Linked DNA regions of Homo sapiens: region 1 is linked to region 2. The links are chromatin loops, found by intact Hi-C in ENCODE. Cell type or tissue: endothelial cell of umbilical vein. All regions are shown on one strand. Links, peaks and the distances in the headings refer to the core of each region. The heading gives the core; the rest is flanking DNA.

Evidence for each region. Hi-C counts contacts between places; a loop is a spot of excess contacts. Peaks named below come from ENCODE experiments on the same cell type or tissue, not always from the same donor. Only the 100,000 strongest peaks of a DNase experiment are listed, where the experiment ranks them.
Region 1: a loop joins it to region 2, with 3 times the contacts of the local background. A loop is called at or near these places in 5 of 110 quality-filtered maps.

Annotation. Positions count from the first base shown.
Region 1 is chr9:123,134,335-123,142,334 of GRCh38, forward strand. STRBP (spermatid perinuclear RNA binding protein) reads right to left here. Exons shown (of 19, transcript NM_018387.5): 14 at 5,195-5,353; 15 at 2,047-2,181; 16 at 1,707-1,847. Among named protein-coding and RNA genes, the nearest start is that of MIR600HG, 23 kb to the left of the region's middle. In endothelial cell of umbilical vein, for the core only: no CTCF peak of the experiment used is centred there; no DNase peak of the experiment used is centred there.
Region 2 is chr9:123,208,900-123,225,050 of GRCh38, forward strand. The region is part of intron 2 of STRBP (spermatid perinuclear RNA binding protein); the gene reads right to left. Among named protein-coding and RNA genes, the nearest start is that of STRBP, 52 kb to the right of the region's middle. In endothelial cell of umbilical vein, for the core only: no CTCF peak of the experiment used is centred there; a DNase peak (open chromatin) is centred at 8,502.

The sequences.
Region 1 (8,000 bases), core at 1-8,000, 79 kb before region 2:
CTCACTTTGAAAATGCAACATCCTTTATTCTTTCCAGGATAACCTCTACCTCTAGTATGAATGGGCAGGAACCTCTACCTCTAGTATGAATGGGCAGGAGACAGTTTCAAGGTTAACTGTGTCATGCACAGGGACTGCCGTTTTTGTTTTTCTCTGAAATAAACCAACCCACATATCCAAAATAGATTGCTTCTTGGCCGTCAAGCACATTGAACACATGAGTTTTATAGCTTATAGTATGGAAAATTTCTAAAAATGAGTGAACTTCATGTAGACATCTTTCTTTTTTTAACATGACTTAGTCAAAAGTAGTCAGCAAGCAACAATCTGGCAGTAGCAGAATGATTCCACACAAATCTAGCTCATGTCTAGTAGAACAAACTTAACTACCTAATAAATATTTGCACATGGGCTTTTTAAACTAAAATTAACTGACCAAACATAAGATGTAATATGGGAAAAAACACCATAAAACAAGCTCATAAAACAAGAATCATCTTTCAACTAATTTAGAACATACTTTGTTCTATGTTTACCAGAAGATTTTAGAAAATAAAATCTACTTGTTTTCGACATGCGTAATTTAAAGGCTTTAAAAATTTTTTCATCTCATTAAAATAAGTTTTCTCTACCTTTTGGATCCTAGAATTTAAGCAGTGTTTATTATAGCAAATACAAGAAATTTAAATGAATACAAAACAAATTTTGAGATGGATACAATATGCAATAGTAAAATGTCCATGGCCTTTGGGAGAACTACCTGGTTCTAGAAGGAACCCCCACCATCAATTAGCTGTGTTACCACAGGCAAGTATTTCCATTTCTTTGGGCCTTGTTTCCTTACCTGTAAAATAAGATCAATTCTACCCTCCTACAATGGACATAGCATACATAATGGAATCTAAATATAATGTTTAATGTAGAATTAAACAATCTAAGCTTCTTTTTATTACGTTAAGCATTTTTAATTTCTATCATATAATATATTCAGATGTTATGTTATTATACCAGTACTCTCTATGAGGCACAATGTGTCTTATATTTACTTACTCTTTCCCTCACTATCAGGCATATGATGTATGACTAGAAAATGTTTTTTGAATGCATAAATGAATGGATGGAAGAATCTCATATCCACAAGCATGTAATTAGAGGGCCATCTTTTCTAAATACCTTGCTAAGATCCTGGACATTCAGTAGCACTGACATTCCCAGTGTCAGTAATGAACAGACACAATACAGCGCCAAATTTTATGCGGTCGGCAAAGGAAACCCAAAATAAACAATGCAAAAGCACGAAACTGCAAAGGAACTGGAAGAGCACCCGCAGGCTGATGAAAGCAAAGCCCCAGGTGCTCCTGGCAGCTTCCCCAAACTAAACTGCTTAGACCTCACTAAGGTCCAAATCACCTCAAAACCTGACTTCATCAAGAATGACCTCAACCCTCCAAATAATGCTAATAGCCTCATATATACATATAAATATAAATATACATGTACATATATATTTTGTTTAGAAAGTCCATAGAACATGAAACCACTAATCAAATTTATATTATTCGTGACCTAACCCAAAGCAAAGGTCACCAAGTCCAAGAAAAGGAAACAACTTCAGAAAAAGCTAAAGTGCCACATGGACAGGAAAGAAAATTTAATTCCTCTAACATTTTTCACAGGTTCTGCAAAGGTTTAATGTTTACTCATACCTGAGGGATAATCTTCTTTTTCTTATTATTTGCCGCATTGGGTCCAGAAAACAGTTTCTCCAAGGCAGCTAAAGCTGCACTCGCCTTTGCCACTTTCTTATTTGGACCTGCGCCTCTGAATTTCTGTCCATCTACTTCTACCTACAATCAAGAATAACACCTTGCAATTATCCCATGCAATTCCTCTATGTCCTTTTAATTTAAATAGATTATGACACAGAAAACACCAAAAATCAAATAGTGCCACAAGAACTGACTCAGTCTAAAACTTTACATTAAGTTCAGGATATCCTATGTCTTTGAGAAGAAAGATAAGGCTGGCTTGTGTCTGGGTACACACCTCCATTACAAAGCGCTTGTCATGGCTTCCACCAGTCTCTGAGATGAGTTCATACTTGAGACCTCTTCTTTTTTCATTGAGCTCCATTACAGGGTTTTTGCCACTTGCTGTGAGGATAGGGCCCTGAGTTCTTACCTATAAGAGAAAGGGAATCTGAAGGTTCAATCAAGTAAGATTTTAGAATATTACATTTCTTATTAATACAATTATGCTAAGAAGGAGGCTCAAAAATTCTACTTCAAAGCACTCAGGGGCTAGAATGAGTCACCTCTTTACACAAATGGCAAAATATCATTAAAGCTGTAAAAACTCTACAAGCAGTAAACATTGCAGTCATCTGGCCAGCCTTCCTTCGAAGCAGTATTCAAGACCAATCAATGCAACCTCACCACTGTGGGCCACTCCAGGCTCTGCTCTGTAGTGTTCGTGATCTAAGAATAATACTCTAAATTACTAATAACGAGAATAGAACAGTTTGGATTCACGTGATGCCTAAGGGTTCATCATTTTTCTTCTTTAGGGTTAGGAAGAAATAACTCTCAATTTGGGATGTTAGAGGGTAAATGTTCCCATACACCTCTCAGTCACTCTAAACAGATTTAAGGGGACCTAAGGTAAAAACAGTTGGCTATAGACTATGGATTCTGAAATTTTAAAATAACAATAAAGGCAGTCACTCTCTGCCCTCAAGGAGCTAGAGTGTAGTGGGAGGGACAGATATCATCACTGCAAAATAACGTATGTTAAAGAGGAGATACATGCTATGGAAATAACTGATTTGAGGAAGGATAAGAATAGAAGTAGTGAAATAATTCATGCAAGAGCATGAAGGTGCAAATGAAAACAGAGGCTAGCATCAAAAGCAAACTAACAAATAAACCCACAAAATACAACTATAATTTTGAGAAAGGAGAAACCAAAAGATAGGGCACTTTTTGAGGTCAGAGATCATGTCTGTAATTCCACCACACAAGAAATGCTGAACACACAAAATAAATGTCCAAAAGTGTTAATTTTGTTTTTTTTGTTTGTTGTTGTTGTTGTTTTGAGACAGAGTCTCGCTCTGTGGCCCAGGCTGGAGTGCAGTGGTGCAATCTCGGCTCACTGCAACCTCCACCTCCTGGGTTCAGGTAATTCCTGCCTCAGCGTCCCAAGTAGCTGGAATTGCAGGCACCTGCCACCACACCCGGCTAATTTTTGTATTTTTAGTAGAGACAGGGTATCGCCACGTTGGCCAGGGTGCACTCAAACTCCTGACCTCAGGTGATCCGCCTGCCTCAGCCTCCCAAAGTGCTGGGATTACAGGTGTGCACCACCATGCCCAGCCCAAAATATTAAGTATTACATATATAAACCTAATGAAAATCAAGATTCTCTTAGTAAAGTATTCCGTGCAGTTTGGATAAGTGGTTGATGCTTCAGACGTGAAACATCAAAGGACAATTTTTAAGGACAAGTTTAAAAACATCAGTAACATCAATAAACATCTCTTCTTGATGAGTTTTTATAATCTGCATTTTTTGAATTTCAAGGCAAATTTCTAGTCACTGTCTTTAAAAGATAATGAGTGATTTTTGAAACTAGGTCTATAGTAATCACTCTATGCTTTCCAAACCTGAAATCATGTCTACAAAAATGAGTCGAGACATAAAAATATCTGAATTTTAATAAAGTACTATTATTTTAAACGAAGAAATAAATAAGGGCTTTGTTTTCTCCTTCCTTCCCACCATTACTACAATATACAGAAACAAAGTATAAATGTAGTCACTACCAAAACTTTTTATGTCAGTGTAGCTGCTACTAGTGCAGCCCACACTGCTCTCTCCCTTTCTAATTACCTTTGTACTTAATGGTCTGGACCTCATAATTAATGAGCCCTTTTTTCTTTTAGTATATGTAACATTGTCAGCAAAACAACATCTTGACCTGTGACTGCCACCTGTGAATGACTGGTCCCTCTGAGCAGCCAGCCATGACATCATCTGTCCTCCACAGCATCACACAAAGTGCCAAGTGTGGCTTTCTCAGGCTTCAGCCCCATCAATCCTGTCCACACTGGCCCACTTGGCACTTCTTAAACATTTACTTTCACAACTCAAAGTCATAACACCTCCTCGTCCTTCAGTCCAGAATGCTTTCTCTTCCCCACACGGCAAAGCTCATCATCTGAAGCCTTGCTCACAGTGGACTCCCTTTGATTTTACATGATTGTGTAAGTTATGTCTAAGAGTCTCACAACCCCTTCCTCCTTCAAGATTTGACATTATTATGTTCATTTTGCCATCACAGAGCTTATCGCATTATATTACCATTTGTCATAAACACCTCTTTTTGCCCTTTTAGCCTGGGAGCATCTCCAGGCTCTGCACACAATTTCTGAAACACCTGGCACTAAGCAGGTATTAAAAGGGATTTATGGACTGAAAAAATTAGTTTATTAATTAAGTCCTTAATAACTACTTATTCATACAAATGACAAACTAAGCCTTTTTTCTAATGTAAGCTCTTGCTGTTACTTTAAAGCTAATGTTCTTTACATAGAATGCAGTAAACATGGGTTCCATGAACTCCCCAATGTACTGTGTATACTCAGTACTTGGATTTCATCCCATTCTATTATCTGCGACAATAAGTTCCAGTCGGGACTTAATTAGGGTCTGAGATACATACTGTGTCAGGCTATGCCTTCCTTCAGGGCTGGACCAACTAAATGATGACCCAATGTACCCCGCAGCTTAGCACAAACTTCAAATAATCCCAATTTCCTCCTCTACATCTTGTAGTTTTCTGCCCATCAGTTACTGCTGATACTCTTGGTATATTCTGAAATATTGGAAGCAGCTTCCATGGCCAGCAACCAGGAAACACTAGTTAAATTAGGGTATATTCAAGTGTTGTGCAGTTTACAGATATTTTTAAAGTGAAAAAAATCAAGATGTAAAACTGCATGAAAAGATGACTGCCTTCACAGAGATTCATGAAAAAAACTGGATGGAAATAAACCAAAATAATAATTATGTCTGTCTCTGTAATTTATGTACAGGTTTGCATATGCTTTTGATTTTATTTATACTTTTCCACATCTCTCAAATTTCCTACAATGCACATATATGTTATTTTTTTTCTGAGAAAAAAATAAGTATACCTCTAAGGTACTGGAGGTTTCAGTTGTAGAATTTCCAGTATTATTGCTTGAGTTTGAAGACACTGTTTCATTTTTACTTTCATTATCTGATTTTTCATCGGAACTCATACATTCAATATCTGCATCAAAGCCTGTTGGATATCCCATTGCCTGCAATACCTGTACAAATTACATTAAAATGCAGTTTTATTCAGACACGAGAAACCAGAGAATAGACAAAATATTGAGAACAAAAGTTTCAAATCCATAGTGTTTGAACCATAAAACACCTTGCAGGAAGAGCAAGATGGTACTAAATCTGTAAGTCCTTGGTTAAATATGGTATACCTACCAGGGTAGCACCATGGAAAAATGGGGAAAACCTCCTCAGGATAATTGAGTTTAAATACAGGATGACAAATATAAACCTGATGCTATTCCTAGTTCATTTAATTTGGAGGTGAGAGGTAGAGAAAACAAACAGGATAGCTAGGTTCAAACCAATAGGATAAGGACAGAAGTAGCATACTATAAAAAGTACCCTGGTCTAGAAAGGAAAAAATCTGAGAGTCTAATCCTGTATTTCTCCTCTGGCCCTCAATTTTCCAATCTACAAAACAGGAAGACTATACTGGTTGACCTCTAAGTTATATGACTCAATCCATTAGGAGAAATTGGCCCAGAAAGGCAATCAAGAAATTTTTTATCTTTGAACCAACTTGCCTGTCAATTACAAAATAACATCTAAAACTTTCTACTTTGCTTCCAACATAGACCACAATCAAAACTTAAAAGATTCAGTCTCGGCCAGACGCGGTGGCTCATGCCTGTAATCCCAGCACTTTGGGAAGCCAAGGCGGGTGGATCATTTGAGGTCAGGAGTTCGAGACCAGCCTGGCCAACATGGTAAGACCAGTCTCTACTAAAGATACAAAAATTAGCTGGGTGTGGCGGTGCATGCCTGTAATTCCAGCTACTTGGGATGTTAAGGCTGGAGAATTGCTTGAACCTGGGAGGCGGAGGTTGCAGTGAGCGGAGATTGCGCCACTGCACTCCAGCCTGGGCAACAGAGCAAGACTCTGTCTCAAAAAAACAAACAAACAAAACAAACAAACAAACAAAAAAAAACAAGATTCAGTCTCTAGGTTTATTCTCTATACTAAATAAGCCAGGAACAATTTTAGTCTTGTATTTCCATCCCTCTCTCTCAAGGGCTGATTATGGCTACCTCCAACGTTCAAACTTCTTATACTTTCAGTCGATCCCCAGGATTTGTCTTACTTTTTTGAAATAAAGCTTTCAGAAGAATGTGTATATGTGTGTGCATGATTGTGCACAGGCATGCTCACACACCTCCACACACGTGCCTTTTAATACCTTCCTGATTATACTGCTTTTTAGATGTTTACAAGAGAATATGTTCACTTTTTGTAAGCCTCTTTCAAAGGAGGTTGATATAGCTTTGTCACTAATTAGAGGTTTACATCAGAGGATATAGGGACAGATTCCTAAAGACCCTTGCATTCGTTTCCATTTTTAACTGTTTTAAGTTGCTGAGATTTAAAAGCAACATCATATTTCTTTATAGTAACAACTGTACATAATAGGTGCTCCAAAAAATGGTTATGGTGGCCACACAAATGAGAAGCCAGCCTTTATAAACAACTGCATCTTGTATAAAGGATTTTGCCAATATAAACAGTGTTACCCTAAACCAAAAAATCGACCTACATAGAAGTCTGTACCAAGAGAACTCGAAATTAATTCACACAATTCATATGGAGAACTTGGCATTCTTATCATAAATAAAATGTCTTGTATTTGCTTGGGAGTAAAGCCAAGAACGCTTTTTTAACATCTTAAGTTCTAAAAGTGCTCAGGTAATACTTTACACTAAGCACATTAACATCATTTGTTTATATACTTATTAATATTTTATTTTAAAAACACCTTCTCCACTGTCTGAGTCCTGTAAATATGCTCTCCCTGAGAAATCTCATCTCCAAGAACAGCTATCATTCCGAATTAACACTAGCCAACACAGGCTGCAAGTCAAAGCCAAACATCACAAATAAGTTTGATTTGTTTATTCCAATAAAAACTAAGGACAGTCATCTTTTCTCGACTCAACATAGACAATAAAAATAGGCTAATATAAATTATTTAATACTTCTCTCCACCCTTTTCTCACATATCAGATTCACTTATTATTATTACAGCAACATATTTCAATACATTTACAAATATTTTATATAACTGGTGGATTATATCTCAGGGAAGTGTCCAACACAGTGTAACCAAAAAATTCAAATCAAATCATTTTTTATGAACAGTTATTCTAACAGTATTTACTAGCATATGCTAAGAAGTCAAAAAAGCAGGGAGTTCTCAGACCTCTGCAACTGATAAAGATTCTCTTAACCAAACTCTAGACAGGATCCTCTGAGCCATGTTTTCATCAAGGCCCCATCCTTTGGCCTTGTCCTTAAGAGCCATGTTGTAGCAAGAATCCTGCTAAATTGGTTTAGCCAGAATCCCTCACCCTCAATATTTAATCACCCTCCATCACCCTTGGTATGTGATCAAATTTCCTCATCCCCCATTGATATGGTTTGTGTCCCCACCCAAATCTCATGTCAAATTGAAATCCCCAGTGTTGGAGGTGGGGCCTGGTGGGAGGTGATTGGATCATAGGGGCAGTTTCTAATGGTTTAGTACCATCCCCTTAATGCTGTCTCATGGCAGAGTTCTCAAGAGATCTGGTTGTTTAAAAGTATGTGGCACTTCCTCGCCCTTCTCTCTTCCTCCTGCTCGGACCACATAAGAT
Region 2 (16,151 bases), core at 3,974-11,973:
GGTTCCCTTCCCCGAACACTTTAGCTGTCTCAAGTGTACCAAACTCCAACCTCTGCCTCCTCAACATGGTTAGGTGACATGCTCTGCTTGCATTCCAGCTCAGCAAACTGTCCTCAGGCAGAGAACAGGAGTAATCACTGAGCTCTCCTCATAAATGTCAAGATCACAATCCTGTGCAGCCTGTTGCCCAAAGCCTGAAAATCTTCCCACATATATTCTGTTAAGTTTCATAATTGTTTATGGCAAGAAGGCTAGTCTAGAACTAGTTACCCATAATACTTAGAAGTCTTAGTCAATAAACATTCTAGTTTCTACTATATATCAAGACCTCAGCTGGGGCACAGTTAAATATGATGCTATGGTATAATCGAAAGAACATCAGGGTGAGCATAACTAGCCATTTATTCATCCATCTAACCAACAAATACTTACTAAGCATCTACAAATACCAGGAAAGCACTTGACTTTATGTCTTCAAGGCTTCAGTATTAACAATACACTCTAAAGTGGGATGATAACCTGCCCACCTAATCACATAGATTTGTGGTAAGAATTAAATGTAAAAATGTAAAAGCATTTGATAAAGTACTACACAATATGTTATTTTTGTGATGCCTACAATCATATTCTTCTTAGTAAACCACAAGAAGTTCACCATGTACACTTTCCCAACGCAGAAACAACATGTAAAGAGGATGGCTCTAAAAGAGTATGGGGTGTATGTATGCATGTATGTGTGCACATGTGTGCTGATGAGGGAGGTTTCCAGATTTCAAATCTGCTAGAGAACAGAGTGCATACATGGAAGTGACAGGAGATACAGGTATTTACCATACAATGTTGATAAGCAGAATGAAATATTTTCAAGCTCAGTAATAAAAATAATTTTCAAAATAAATAATAAGTTTGTCTCGATAAATTACACTGGTCATACTCATTTTCTCATCAATGGTTGCCATACACACACACACAAATTTATTCATATATATAAACAAGGTTCAGAGAAAGGGTAAATCATTCAAGAAACATATAGGCTGCTGAGAATTTAGGGAAAAGTCATGGTAGCAGACCAGTGAACCTTATTCAGATACTTGTATTCAAAAAACAAATGTGAATCTAGCTTTTAAGAGAGGCTTATTTTCTATTCAGTGGTTGGGAATGAGCAATTTGTAGTTATATATATTGGTATATTCGAAAATGCTTCCTGTTCTTTCATTTTCTTAAACTATCTTCTTCATCTATTCTACCACTGCAATCTCAAGCCTTTAAATAAGTGTCAACTATAGAGTTAACAGATATGGGCATCGAAAATGAGAAAAACAAAAGTCAATTATTTCTTAAAGACACAAAAGTATAACCATAAAATAAATCTGAGTATTAAAATCAAGAACTTTTGGTCATCAAAAAACACCCTAAAGATGGTAAAAAGACAAGTTACAAACAAGATTTTTGGAATACATACACCCAACAAAAGATAAACATCAAGAATACAAAAAGAAGTCTTTTTATATTCCAAAAGAAAAGAAAAAAAAAATCCAGGAGTAGGATAAGAAAAAAACAGAAAAAAAAGGCAAGAACAAGCATTTCACAGAAGGTAAAACACAAAACCAATAAAAATAGAAGAAACATTATTATAAAAAATGATCAAGCAGGCCGGGCGCAGTGGCTCACGCCTGTAATCCCAGCACTTTGGGAGGCTGAGGTGGATCACGAGGTCAGGAGTTCAAGACCAGCCTGACCAAGATGGTGAAACCCCGTCTCTACTAAAAATACACAAAAATTAGCTGGGTGCGGTGGCAGTCGCCTGTAATCCCAGCTACTCAGTAGGCTGAGGTATGAGAATCGCTTGAACCTGGGAGACGGAGGCTGCAGTGAGCCAAGATCGTGCCACTGCACTCTAGCCTGGGCAACAGAGCAAGAATCCGTTTCAAAAAAAAAAAAAGATCAACCAAATGCAATAAAAATGAAATACCATTTTACATCTATTCAAGCTCCAAAAACACCAGAAATCTAAAAATACCAAGAACTGGAAAAAATGTGGACCCACAATGGCTTTTTATGTATTGATGGTAGGAAAAAATGTTCAGTCTTCCACAAATTGAAGTCCCATAACCTATTATGCAGGGATTTTACTCCTAGGTATACACTAAGAGAAACTCACACATGTACAAACAACAGACACATATTAGAATGTTCATAGCAAGACTGTTCACAACAGCAAAAACCTGGAAAACATGCAAAACGTCCATTCACAGGTAAATGAATTAAACTATGTACATTAAGATAATAGATTATTCGACAAAGTGAATGAACTACAATGACATGCAACATTATGAATAAATTTTAGCATTACATTAAGTAAAAACAATAAGTTCCAAATGATTACATCATAGAATAACCTTTTTATAAAAAATAAACCAAAATAAAAAAGTATTCCTTCTAAGAATCCATAAAGATGTGATAAAGACAAATAAAAACAGAAAGAGGGTGAATACAAAATTCAGGTTTGAATTCTGTCGAGGAAGCCATGGGGATAGGATGGTTGGGGAAACCTGGAAGTCACATATAGGTTATTATAATAAGTACCTACCTTTTTTTTCCCCAATGGTGGATAAACAAGTGCTTATTGCAGGCCAATGAAACTATGTCATAAACAAGGACTATGACTAATCCATTATCTAATTCTGTGCACATTATAACCAATTCTTTAAAAAGCTTCTCAGCCTATATTAAATTTTTACTAAATTAAGTTTTGGTCTTCCTGACTGAAGTATAATTTTTTAAATTTAGGCCAAATCGGTTCAACTATAAAGAGTTGTTATACTATTTTCCTAATATGGATAACTTTAAAATATTGAATTGCTAATATAGTGTCCTCCTAACTTATCACATATGAGTATAATTCACAGACTATAATTTGACTCATGGTATATCCAATATAACAGTATTAATAAAACTGCAACTGAGTAAGTACTCAGTTTGCTACATACTAGAAAGAGAACAAAAACTTCCATAATCTATAGAAAATAATCTTGCTTTTTACAAGATGACTTCTCACCTAACCCCTAAAATATAGACACTAACTCAAAAAGAACCTTCTTACTCCTGAATGACACTTTCAAGTCAACCTTAGTATTTTTCCCAACCTTTTGCTCTGAATAAGAAAAGTAAAATGCAAAACTTCTTCCTTAATACGGATTTTTTTCAGTTATTAGAAAACTCAACATTAGGATTTTCCTAACAACTCAGCCACTTAATAAATAAATGCACGTGTATACATTTAACACTTCAGGGGAAGGTAAGACTATAAAAAGAATTTGTTCTAGTGAGTTTCAATTACCGCATTTTGTCATTTCCAATACGGTACTCACAGAACTTTATATTCACCTACCTCTGACACGGGTTCATGAGGAAAACAGTATATATTAATAATTGATAAGCATTTGTCGAATGATTTTCATATGTAAAATGGATCTCTTGCCTGAATTTCCAGTGGAAAACAAACTTCAAACTACTAAAATTCGTATATTTATTAGCTGCAAGGTTTTAAACTATCCAACTATTTGGATAATACTGACACCCCCAACGCCCCTCCCTAGCCAAAAAAGAGACAGAAAAGGAGGAAAGAACAAGCAACGCCAGCAATGATGTGAGAAGTCGATTCAGTTATTTAGTTGTTATTCACCTGTCAAACATTCCCAGATGTCCTTGGCTTTCCCAAGATAGATCCTTCACATGACTATCAAGAATATTATCCACAGATAAGCAGGATAAGAACATTGAAGACAATCTAGAAATAGAGACATTTCCTACCAGGCAAGACACCAATAAGTGAATAAATTTGAGTCTTAAATACACAAATACGCATTCCCATACAGCGTTATACAAAGCAATTCTTATTAAAAATTAAGCAAAGTAAATTCTGCATCACAGACATTCCTGTGTGGTTCAAAATCTCAGTATTTCACAGATAAAAGGGCCAGACTCATAAATTTTAAAACTCTCACAAGATCATGCAACTAGTAAATGGCAGAGATTAAGTGCAAATTCAGGTCTGATGACTAGACTTCAAAGAAAATTAAATAAAAAAATAGAACTATGTCAGGAGACCAGGGCTATAGTGTTGAAATGGCCACTCAGCCATAAAGGCTTTTCCCTGGCTCTGTAAATTCTGTTTCCTGAAAAATAATCATCACCCACCTATGTGCTCCCAAGGCCGCAATGAAGGTTCATTTACTAACAGTCATGGTAGTAGTTTGAAAAGCACAGTCTTATATAAGCAGGGAAGATTACCCTTCCAACCTAATCAGCGTACTGAAACTCAAGGGACAGCAATATAACGCCATGAACTTGTGACTGGTGTTTTCTCAGTATGCAACAAATTCTCCAATTCAAGAAGAATCCTGACAAAATCTCAGTTATTCAGAATGTGTAACTGATAAATGGAAAAGTACAGCCACCAGGTTCGTTTTTCGAAACTTGATAACTTTATTAAGGCAGGAGAACAGAATCGACTAAATTCAGCTTCAAAAAGCCTACCCACAAAACCCTAACAGTAATAATGCCCAAATACTCAGCTACATCTTTTACATGAATTACTTCATTTAATCCTCAAAAACCATCTGTGGAGAATATGATTATACCAACTGGACAGAGGAAACAATAGTTTAGAGGAATGAAGTGACTTACCTGAGATCAAGCAGCTAGTCTGCGACAGAGCCAGGACTAGAATCAGACCACCTGCGGCCAGTCACAGTGGCTCATACCTGTAATTCCAGCACTTTAGGAGCCAAGGCGGGTGGATCACCTGAGGTCAGGAGTTCGAGACCAGCCTGGCCAACATGGTGAAACCCCGACGCTACTAAAAATACAAAAATTAGCCAGGCATGGTGGTGCGCACCTGTAGTCCCAGCTACTCAGGAAGCCGAGGCAGAATTGCTTGAACCTGGGAGGCGGAGATTGCAGTGAGCCGAGATTGCGCCACTGTACTCCAGCCAGCGTGACAAAGCGAGACTCCATCTCAAAAAAAAAAAAAAAAAGAATCACTAAAAGTAGAACTACCGTTTGATCCAACAATCGTACTACTGGGTATCAACCCAGAGGAAAAGAAGTCATTATATGAAAAAGATACTTGTACATGCATGTTTACAGCAGCACAATTCACAAAATTGCAAAAATGTGTACCAGCCCAAATGCCCATCAATCAATGAGTGGATAAAGTGTGGTGTATATATATATATATGTATACACACACACACACACACACACACACACACACACACACAAAATGGAACAGTACTCAGCCCCAAAAAGGAATGAATGACATTCTCAACAACCTGGATGGTACTGGAGACCATTATTCTAAGTGAAGTAACTCAGGAATGGAAAACCAAACATCGTATGTTCTCACTAATAAGAGGGAGCTAAGCTATGGGGATGCAAAGGCATAAGAATGATGGGTGGTGAGGGATAAAAGACTATAAATCAGGTTCAGTGTACACTGCTTGGGTGATGGGTGCACCAAAATCTCACAAATCACAGGTAAAGAATTTACTCATATATCCAAATACCACCTGTTCCCCAAAAACCTATGGAAATAAAAATTTTTTATTAAAAATTAAGAAAATAAAAGAAAGAATCAGACCACCTGTCTACAGAGCTGGGACTCCTCATGACTCATTATGCTAATAAAGGTTCTGCAAAACAGACCATCCCTCTCTTGAAAGAGTCAGGTCAAATGCTACCTCTCCAGAAAGCCTTCCCTCATCCCATCCCAAGTGTAACATTAATTCTCCCTCCTCTTTGTTCTCAAAACAAGTTTTATTTCCTCTCAGACAACTGTACCTACCTATACTATATTCATACAGATATGAATGAACAAATATGAAAATCTCAGTATTATGAATCTTGACATTTATGCACGTGTTTATATGTGTGTGGGTGTATATATATGTACAAAATCCTGGCTGATTTTTTAAAACAAAATTTTACTTTAGTCTCTGGGCATATAGATTGCTTCGCATTATAGTTTCTGGTGTCCACATTTTTGCTCCTCTTGTTAATAATCACTTGGTATGGATAGTGAGTCCACTGTTCCTGGGTTATGGTCTTAGGCAAGCATGTAACTAAGTCAGTGGAGGTGCCTGATGCCAAAGCCCAATTTCTTTCTTTTTTTTTTTCTTAAAGAGATGGGCTCTTACTCTGTCACCCAGGTTGGAGTGCAGTGGCACAATTATAGCTCACTGCGACCTCGAACTCCTGGGCTCAAGCGATCCTCCCACCTCAGCCTCCCAAGTAGCTAAGACTACAGGCATGCACCACTGGCTAACTGTTTTATTGTAGAGACACGTTCTTGCTATGTTGCCCAGGCTGGTTTCCAACTCCTGGGCTCAAGCGATTCTCCAGCCTCAGCCTCCCAAAGCTCTGGGATTATAGGCATGAGCCACTGTGCCCAGCCTGAAGCCCATTACTTACATAGCTCACCCAATCATTACAGCCACTCTGATCTTAATTCTTAAAGCTGGGGTTAGGGTAAGAACCAGAGCCATGCCAATCTCATTTACTATTCAGTTAACAAATATTTATTGTATACAAATTATAAAAATTCAATAAGGCCAGGCATGGTGGCTCATGCCTGTAATCCCAAAAATTTGGGAGGCCAAATTACCTGAGGTCAGGAGTTTGAGACCAGCCTGGCCAACATGGTGAAACCCTGTCTCTACTAAAAATATAAAAATTAGCCGGGTGTGGTGATGCGTGCCTATAATCCTAGATACAGGGGAGGCAGAGGCAGGAGAATCGTTTGAACCCAGGAGGCGGAGTTGCAGTGAGCTGAGATCGTGCCATTGCACTCCAGCCTGGGAGACAAGAGCGAAACTCCATCTCAAAAAAATAAAATAAATAAATTCAATAAATACAGTGTTGGTAACATTCTAAAATTCTACGAACAAGAAGGCCCTCAGCTTCCAAGTTCGATTCTGGATTCTTATATTTCCAAAGCACAAAGTTAGGTCTACTCCTAATGTCTGATAACAGTGAAAGAAAGATTTCGGACATCTCATTTCCCACTCCTCTGCTGAAAATTAGACTCAACCATGCTTACTCTGTAACCTACTCACAGAAATAAGATGTTTAACCCTTGGAATGAAATTTTTCAAAATACCATCCTTAACATCTTAAACCCTCCACCCTTATTCTGCATTCAACTTAAGACAGTGCCTTCTCCCACAGGAAGCGTCCTCTCATCTTGACCTGTACCGCTACCCCCTTCCTAATCCTTTGCCTGGCATGGACTGAATGAAGAAGACCTCCCATATCTCACACTGCACTAGTTTTGCCCTATGTTTTACCACTTACCAGCTCTGTAACTACATGTTCCTAGAAGGCAGATACTGTGTTTTGCTCTTGGCTGTATACCCCTAGTATATATCACAATGCCTAGATAGTAAGCTCTCAAATAGTTGTCAAGCGAATAATCAAATGAATAAATGATTGATGACTCAATTATAATTCCTGGTACTTCAGGGTGGGAATACGTGCAACTCCTCATCATTCTTTATAGTTGGAGCACAGCTAGGCTCATAATTTACAACAGACAGTCTTGCCATAGAAATGTCTATCATGCTCCATGCAAATATATGTCGTGACCACAGCTGCTGTGCTTACTACCCTTTAGTCACTGAGAAGCAAATCCAAGCTTATCAGAGTGTACTTGAACTGAGGTCCTGACCACGATTCATTCTAAAGATGCTTTATTCTCAGATAAAGGGAACTACCCATATAAATAGCAAACACTGCTACGATATCATGTACAATTACATGTCCCATCTTGTAAAACTGATTACCTTGGCAAGTGAGCCTTCATTTTTTATCTCCCATGTTCCATAGAGTGTACAGGACACTTTGCATTAATTACCTCAGTTAATATTCACATCAACTCTACAAGGTAAATGTGATACAATCAGTCTCTATTTTAAGGTTTACAAACTGAAACTCAGTTAAGTCACTTGTCCAAAGGTACACAAGGGAAAATCTACAATTTAAATCCAAGTCTGTTAGGTGCCAAAACCTATGGTTCTCTACAATTTTAAGTGCCCTCAAGTAAAAGATACCTGCCTTATCTGCTTCTCAAGGTGCTATGAATCAACTAAAAATTGAGTTCCGATGTCAGGAAGAAATAATCACCCAATAACTTAAAGTCAGGCTTCCCATTTAGTATTACATATAAATACAAACTCAACCCGAAAGATAAAAGGAACCTCAAGAATCAAAGCTGCCATAATGAATGAGTTACTGATACTATCTTGTAAAAATTTAAGTCACTGTTAGAAGTTGGGCTTTTTCAAAACAAAGTTACTCAAAATGATAGAGTAGAAGGATAATCTAACCATCTGTTAACAGGATGGTTAAAGGTTAGGAAAACAAGACCAGAAAGAAAAAAAAGCATCTTATTCCAAGAATAACAAACCATATGCAAAGATACTCCCTTGCCAATTTATAAGAAACACAAAGAATGTGAAAAAGAAATGGGAAAAATAATGAGACAGTATTTAAAGAATGTCTTTTCTAAGTTGTCAGTGAAAACAAGGTAAAAATCATTGCCAATTAGACCACAGAAGATCTGAAATACAACCTAAGAACAGCACCATGTGTTTACTTCCTCCGAAATTAAAAGCATGTCCACTTAAAGGCATATTCTCTTGTGAAATCATTCTAATCAATGCAAACAGTCACCAGATAAAGTTAAACCTCCCTTAAAACTATAATTAGCTACTAGTTAGGTTATTTTCAATAAAGGCATTTGATATAATGCTGAACTATTTTAAACTTAAACATATAAGTGGTGTCCATTCTTATTTCCCACTGTCCTTTACTGACAATATTTGAAGATGCTGGCATTCAGTATTGCAAATCCACACTGGCTTCTCTGCCACATACGTTTGCTTTTCAACTTCTTAAAGATTAATGAGCCTTCACTTAAATGCATTTCTAGCTTGTCAGTCCAGATATTTCAATGGCTTTATACAATTTCTCTTCAAATAAAATTTTAACAGACAAGGCAGTTTTTTATTCTTTATAGTTACGGTGGAAGCTTAGTTAGCATCCTCACACTACAAACAATTCCTAAAGAAATCAAATTAAACAATGCCCATAGATAATGTTTCTAAATTCAGGACCCAGCACAATTCCTACATCTTTCCTATGGCATCTTCACAGCTTCTGTCTATGATATACTGTCTTATCACAGATTTAACTAATATTACCTCCTTCTCTCTCTTCTTACTACACATTCTTAGCATAGAATGTTTTCTTCACTGTTCTTCACCATTATTTTTATAACTATAATGAGTTAGCTGAGGAGTGGACTGGGAATGATATGTAACATGTAATCAAAAACAATGCAATGAGGAAATAACCTAAATGAATTATACAGCTTATTTATACATTAAATATGACTTTTTTTTTTTTTTTTTTTTTTTTTGAGACGGAGTCTCGCTCTGTCGCCCAGGCCGGACTGCGGACTGCAGTGGCGCAATCTCGGCTCACTGCAAGCTCCGCCTCCCGGGTTCACGCCATTCTCCTGCCTCAGCCTCCCGAGTAGCTGGGACTACAGGCGCCCGCCACCGCGCCCGGCTAATTTTTTGTATTTTTAGTAGAGACGGGGTTTCACCTTGTTAGCCAGGATGGTCTCGATCTCCTGACCTCATGATCCACCCGCCTCGGCCTCCCAAAGTGCTGGGATTACAGGCGTGAGCCACCGCGCCCGGCCTAAATATGACTTTTAAAGGACATAAATTTCCTATATAAGGTGCAGGGGTGGGAAAATATAATTTGGTTAATTATCCCATATATATTCTATTAGTGACTGGAATTATGATTAACCATGTGCCAGGCATCAGGGTGAATACTAACATACATAATCTAATTTAATAACACTAACAATAATAATAAAATGATGCCTCACATTTACATAGCGCTTACTGTTCTAAGTACACTGCATATATCATTTCATTTATCCTTGCAACAACCCTATAAAAGAAGTACTATTATTTCCAATTCACGGATGAGGAAATAGAGGCCTGAAAAATTTAACTAACCCACAATATAAATGAGGAAGTGACAAAGTCATAATTGAGATTTAGGTTGGAAGATAAAATCAAGCCAAGCTCTTGCCCTGTAAATAATCACTGTATCACCCCGTCCCTAAACCATTCTACAAGGGCTCCCTATGCCCTAAAAGACAGAGAACAGGAGTTTGCAATCTCCATAATGACACACCACCTCACATACAACCTTATCTTCAACAATATTTATAATCTTCAGCTAGAACCAAATCAACCTTGCTGCCATTCCCCAAATCCATCATTCAGTCCCCATGCCTTTATTCACGTAACTTCCCCCGACCCAAAGAGTCTCTACGATTTCAACCCCCCACAAACTCTGCCTGGGGTTCAGACCAAGTCACACCTCCTTCACAGGATATTCTCTGACATATCCAGCCAATTGTAAAATTCTCTTTGCATTAAACTCTTTTAGTAATTACCACAGGCTATCACCATTTTAGCTATTAATCACATACTGCCTCATATTACAAATTGAATGTTTTCAACATGCTTTTCTCCAAACTATAAATTGAAGGCCAGAATTATGTCCCAAAATCCAGTATCCACCTCAGTTCATAGCAAAGTTATACATATAAGAGAAGCTCAATAAATACTGTTAAATTGATGAACGTGTACTTTTATTTAGCGAGACGCAGTAAGGCAAAGTGGGGAAAGTATAGGCTTTGATGTCTCACAGACTTGGATTTAAATCCACTATTTTCTAGCTGTGTGAAAGGGACAAGTTATCCAGAGTTTTTATTCTCATCTGTACTAACAACAATAAAACCTGTATTTCACAGAGTTGCTACAAAATTTAAATGAGAGAAAAAAGACAATTACCTTCAAAGGAGGGACACACTGCCAGCTCTCAATATTAACAATGGATCCAGAATGGGAGCTTCCCCGTGCTTAAAGAAAATAACTGCCAATACACAATTCTATATCTAGTAAATACACAGCCTTCAGGAATGAATGCAAACAAATGAACTTTCTGATAAACAAAAACAGAGTATGCCACAGGTAAACCTGTATTAAAAGAAATTCTAAAGGGTATTCTTCAGGCAGAAAGAAAATTATTACAGATAAAAAATTAGAGATTCAGATGGAAAAAGAGCAAATAAAGAGGTAAGCATATGGGTAAATCTAAGTGAATATGAACAGTTATAACATTATTTTTAAAATGACAAATATTATTTAATACAGTGATGCATTTCTTAACAAAAGTGATACAACCTAAGAAATGTGTCACTAGGCAATTTCATCATTGTGTGACATCATAAAGTGTACTTACACAAACCTAGATGTTATGGCCTTCTATACACCTAGGTTATTATAGCCTATTGCTTCTAGGCTACAAACCTGTACAGCAAGTTATTCTACCAAATACGGTTGTAGGCAACTGTAACACAATCTAAATGTATCCACACACAGAAAAAGTACAGTAAAAATATGATATAATCTCATGGGACCACTGTACATTGTACAAGCAGTCTGTCATTGAAACTTCATTGTGCGGTGAATGACTAAACTTGTGGGCTTAAATGTATACAATAATGTAAACAACTAAAATGGCATGTAGGTGGAGAACAGGGTAAAGGAAGTTAAAGTATTCTAAGATGCAGACATTGTCAGTACTACCAGTTACCAATTAACAATAGACTCCAACAAGTCAACAATGTATCACTGTATTTTTTTAAGAAACCCACTAACAGGACTGTATAACTAACCTCCAAATAACTGAGGAGAAAACATGATTTATTTTTTAAAATGCCCCAGTACAATGCCACTTCCTTTCAAAGTAGGAAGAAATAACTTGTCAAAAATGAAGAAACCAAGACTTAGCAGGGTTAAGTGACTTCCAAGTTGCAGAGCTAGTACGCAGGATTGGAATTTGAAATCAGGTCTATCTAGCTCCAAAATTTATATTATTTCCATGACATCACGTTAATTCTTGGTGGAAAAAGCAAAATGACCAACTGACAATAAAATAGAGACGTTTGTTTTTTGTTTATAGAGATTTTTTTTAAGGTAGTGGAAAGAATAATTAGAGAAAGAAAACAACAAAGAATTTTTAAAAAGAGAAAAGGAGGAGCTAAGCTGGGTGAAGCGTTGGGTCTCTCGGGCCTGCCTGTGTTTCAGGTCATAATCTCCTTCATCTTGGCTGTGGCTGTGACCCACAACATGCTCCTACTAAGGGGTGCCCCTTTCCTACCATGACTCCGGAGAGCCCTTCCTCCCAAAGACCCTCTCTCTGTCCCTTTGCCATTCCTCCCACATCTTGCCACTCACATCCTCCACGGGTGGTGGCAAAAGACAGAATAGGCATGCTCTTCACGCTCTATCAGTAACCAGCTGATGTGTCCTCAGACAAGTCTCCCTGGGTCGCACTTTCCTCATTTGTAAAAACAAGGGGTTGGATTAGAAGATCTCTTAAGACCCTTCAGAGTCATATTTTATTATCAATTAACTGTTAAAAATCTACACTTTGAAAACAGGAAAATTAAAAGACTATTAAAATTAACACTTGTGTACTCTTCATTTAGGTTCATCAATAGTTAACGTTTTGCTACATTTGCTGTATCTCTGTGTTTTGTGAAACCATTTGAAAGTAAGTTGCAGACATCTTGACTTCACCCCTAAATAAATACTTCAGCGTCTTTTTTAAGAATCCAGACCAAGGGTTTTAAAGAACGCTCCACATTCTGATTTCTCTGATTGTTTCTTCATTTCCGGCAATGATTTAAACAAAGGTGATGGTGCATAGCTCTTACTGCATCAAGTCAGGGGGTACTTGATACCAGCTCCTTGATCTTAAGTTTTAGTCACTTCATTAAGGTGGTGAATGACAGATCTCTATATTGTAAAATTATTTTCCCTTTATTAAGTAGAAAGTAACCTGTAAAGTGATACTTTGAGACTGTGTAAATATTTTCTTCTCCCAACAGTCTTTCACCTAATAGTTATGGCATCCAGTGATCGTCCTTACCTGAACCAGATTATTATGTGGGGTATACAAAAAGGTGATTTTCTCATTATATAATTCCTTTTACATTTATCACCTGGCAATCTTCTGCAAAGAAGATTTCGCTTTTCTCTCTTTCTCTTCACCTCCCTTCCTACCCCTCTCCTCGCTCTTTCCTTCTCTTTCTCACTATGAAATCATGGCAGTGTTTTCTTTTTTTTTTTTCCACTCAATGTCTATTACCATTTTGTAATGTTCAAGTTGTCTCAAATTTGGCCTGTGGTAGCCTTTACAAGTGAGTTCCTGTGTTCTTCAGACATGTGCCCCGAGCCTTTCACAGCTCCCTTGCTTTTTGACACAAGATGTTCCAGACTTAGACAGCACTCTTCTGGTCCCACACCTGGAATCAGCCACTTCTCCGAGGTTCCTTTTAGTGGCAAATGGTATTAAAAAAACAATATATGGGCACTAGATATGCTCATCTCTGCTGGCTGCCATTGCTTTTAGGCCCTTTCAGTCAATAGAGCAAGTAAATATTTTTAAAACCATGAGTTCAACAAATTACTAATATCAGAAATAAAAGAGGAGCCACCTATACTAAACTGTTGGGAATTAAAAAGATAATCAAGGAGTACTATGAACAATTCTACGGCCACTGATCGATAACCTCAGTAAAATGTATCAATTCCTTGGAAAGGCATACTCTTCCGAAGGTCACAGTAGAAACACAGATCATCAGAATAAGCCTATGCCTCTTAAAGAAGTTGAATTAACATTAAGAATATTCCAAAAGGAGAAGGCACCAAACCCAGATAGTTTCTCTTATGAAATCTACCAAATTTTAGGAATCACAATCTACTTTTACAATATGATCCAAAAATTGTGCTTAAGTATTTACCCAGTTGACCTGCACAGGAACGTTTATGACAGCTTTATTTATAATCATCAGAACTGGAAGCAAAAAAGATGTCTTTCGAGGTGAATACCAAAAAAAAAAGGCAAATGATAGCAATATTATTCAGTGATTTAATGGAGTTCACCATCAAAGCATAAAAAAGACATGAAGGAAGCTCAGATAGATAGATGATAGATAGATAGATAGATAGATAGATAGATAGATAGATAGATAGATAAAAATGAGCTCATCTAAAAAAAGCTATGTAATATATTATTCCAACTATATGACATTCCAGAAAGGGCAGAACTAAAGACAATAAAAATATCAATAGTTGCCAAGATTTCTGGAGAAAGAGGACAGAGGTTAATAAGTGGAAACGGGATTTTTAAAGCATGAAAGTATTCTTTATGAGACCATAATGGTAACCATAACATTATAAATATTTCAAAATTCACAGAACTGTATAACAGAATGAACATTATGCAAATTATACTTTAAATAATAACATATCAATATTTGCTCATTAATTTTAGCAAACGTGCCAACAGTAATGTAAGATGTTAAAAATAGGTGGAATTATGAGGTGGGAGTGAGGGGATAGAATGATATGAAAACTTTTTGTATTACATGCTCAATTTTTATGTCAATCTAAAACTCTCCAGTTAAAGAAATACATTAGTTTTTAAAATAATAATATAGTACCACTGTTTCAGGGAGATCTCTTCATACTAATGTTCAACAATCAGGTAATATCTAGACATTATGAGCTCAAAACATTATTATTAAATGTGAAGCAAAATTGGAAAAAAGAAACACAAAAGCATGAGTTCATATAGATAATTCCAATTCAACGTTACAATTTTTTTTTATGAACCTCTTGGATTTTTTTCCTCTTCCACTAAAAATCTTGATTCTTAGTATTTATTTATATTCATATATGTGCTTTATAATTAACAGAAATTACAGGGAACAGTTCAACATTTCTTTGCGGGATAAGCTCTCAGAGGCAAGAAGCCACTTTATTAATGGTTTATTTTTTACTTCTGACACAGGCAGAACCAAAGGTGCTAGAGTAGAGCAACAAAGTAGAAGCAAAGAAGAGTACGCAAGGTGCTCCAGAGATGCTATAGTTAGAAAAATTCCACATGGATTTACACTGGCAGAATTACACTTCACAACATGTTTCAAAATTCCGAGTTCCACAAAATTCAAATGCCACAAAACAAAATACACAGTGAATAAAAAAGAAAACATCTACTCATATTTATATATTAGCTCTAATCTTTACAAGGTGGAGCCCCATTTTATAAAGAAACTAAAAACTAAGAGATTAAGCTAACCAAATTCACACCCACTCATGCCTTGTCTAATCTTGTCTCCAATCATGGGCCCAAATCTTTTTTGTAACTATTTCCTAACAGCTGGACACACCTGTAACAAAAACACAATTCTTCACTCACAGAACAAAACAGCTTTCATTAACTCTCTCGCAGTTCAGGAACTAAACAGGGCTACCTATTACCTCCTGAATCAGATTTCACCTGACTTAATTCAATCCTATCACCCATTGTTCCCATCACTTCTAATTCCAGTCAGACCAGTGAGTTCTCTGTTCTAAAAAATGCCAAGATAATTCCCACCCACAGACATACTCACGATTCATCTTTTCACGCAACTTTCACGGAGCATTTACTACGTGTTCTAGGCCTGTACTCGATACTAAGAGGAGAAAGACAAAACAAGAAATCCCACCTCAAAGAGTTAATAACATTATAGGAAAGAGATACTTGTAACTGATTAGGTAGACTCAAACAAGTACTATACTGGGGTACAAAGTCCTATTGAAAACAGAGGAAGATGTCAAAAAGAAGTGACCAATTGGAACTTACATGTACTGCTGGTAGTAGTGGAAAGTGAAAAAAAGATACTTAAAACTTTTCAGCAGACTCTCCTAAAGCTGAACATACACAGAACCCATGACCCATTAGTTTCACTCCATGTTACATACCTAGAGAAACATATATATTTAAACCAGAGGACGTGCAAATATGTTCATAGCAGTACTTACTTGCATTAGTCAAAAACTGGAAATAGCCTATGTGTCCATCAATAGTACAATGGATAGTGTTATACTCACACAATGAAACAATATGAAATCAACAAAAAATGAAGTCCACAAATATTGAAA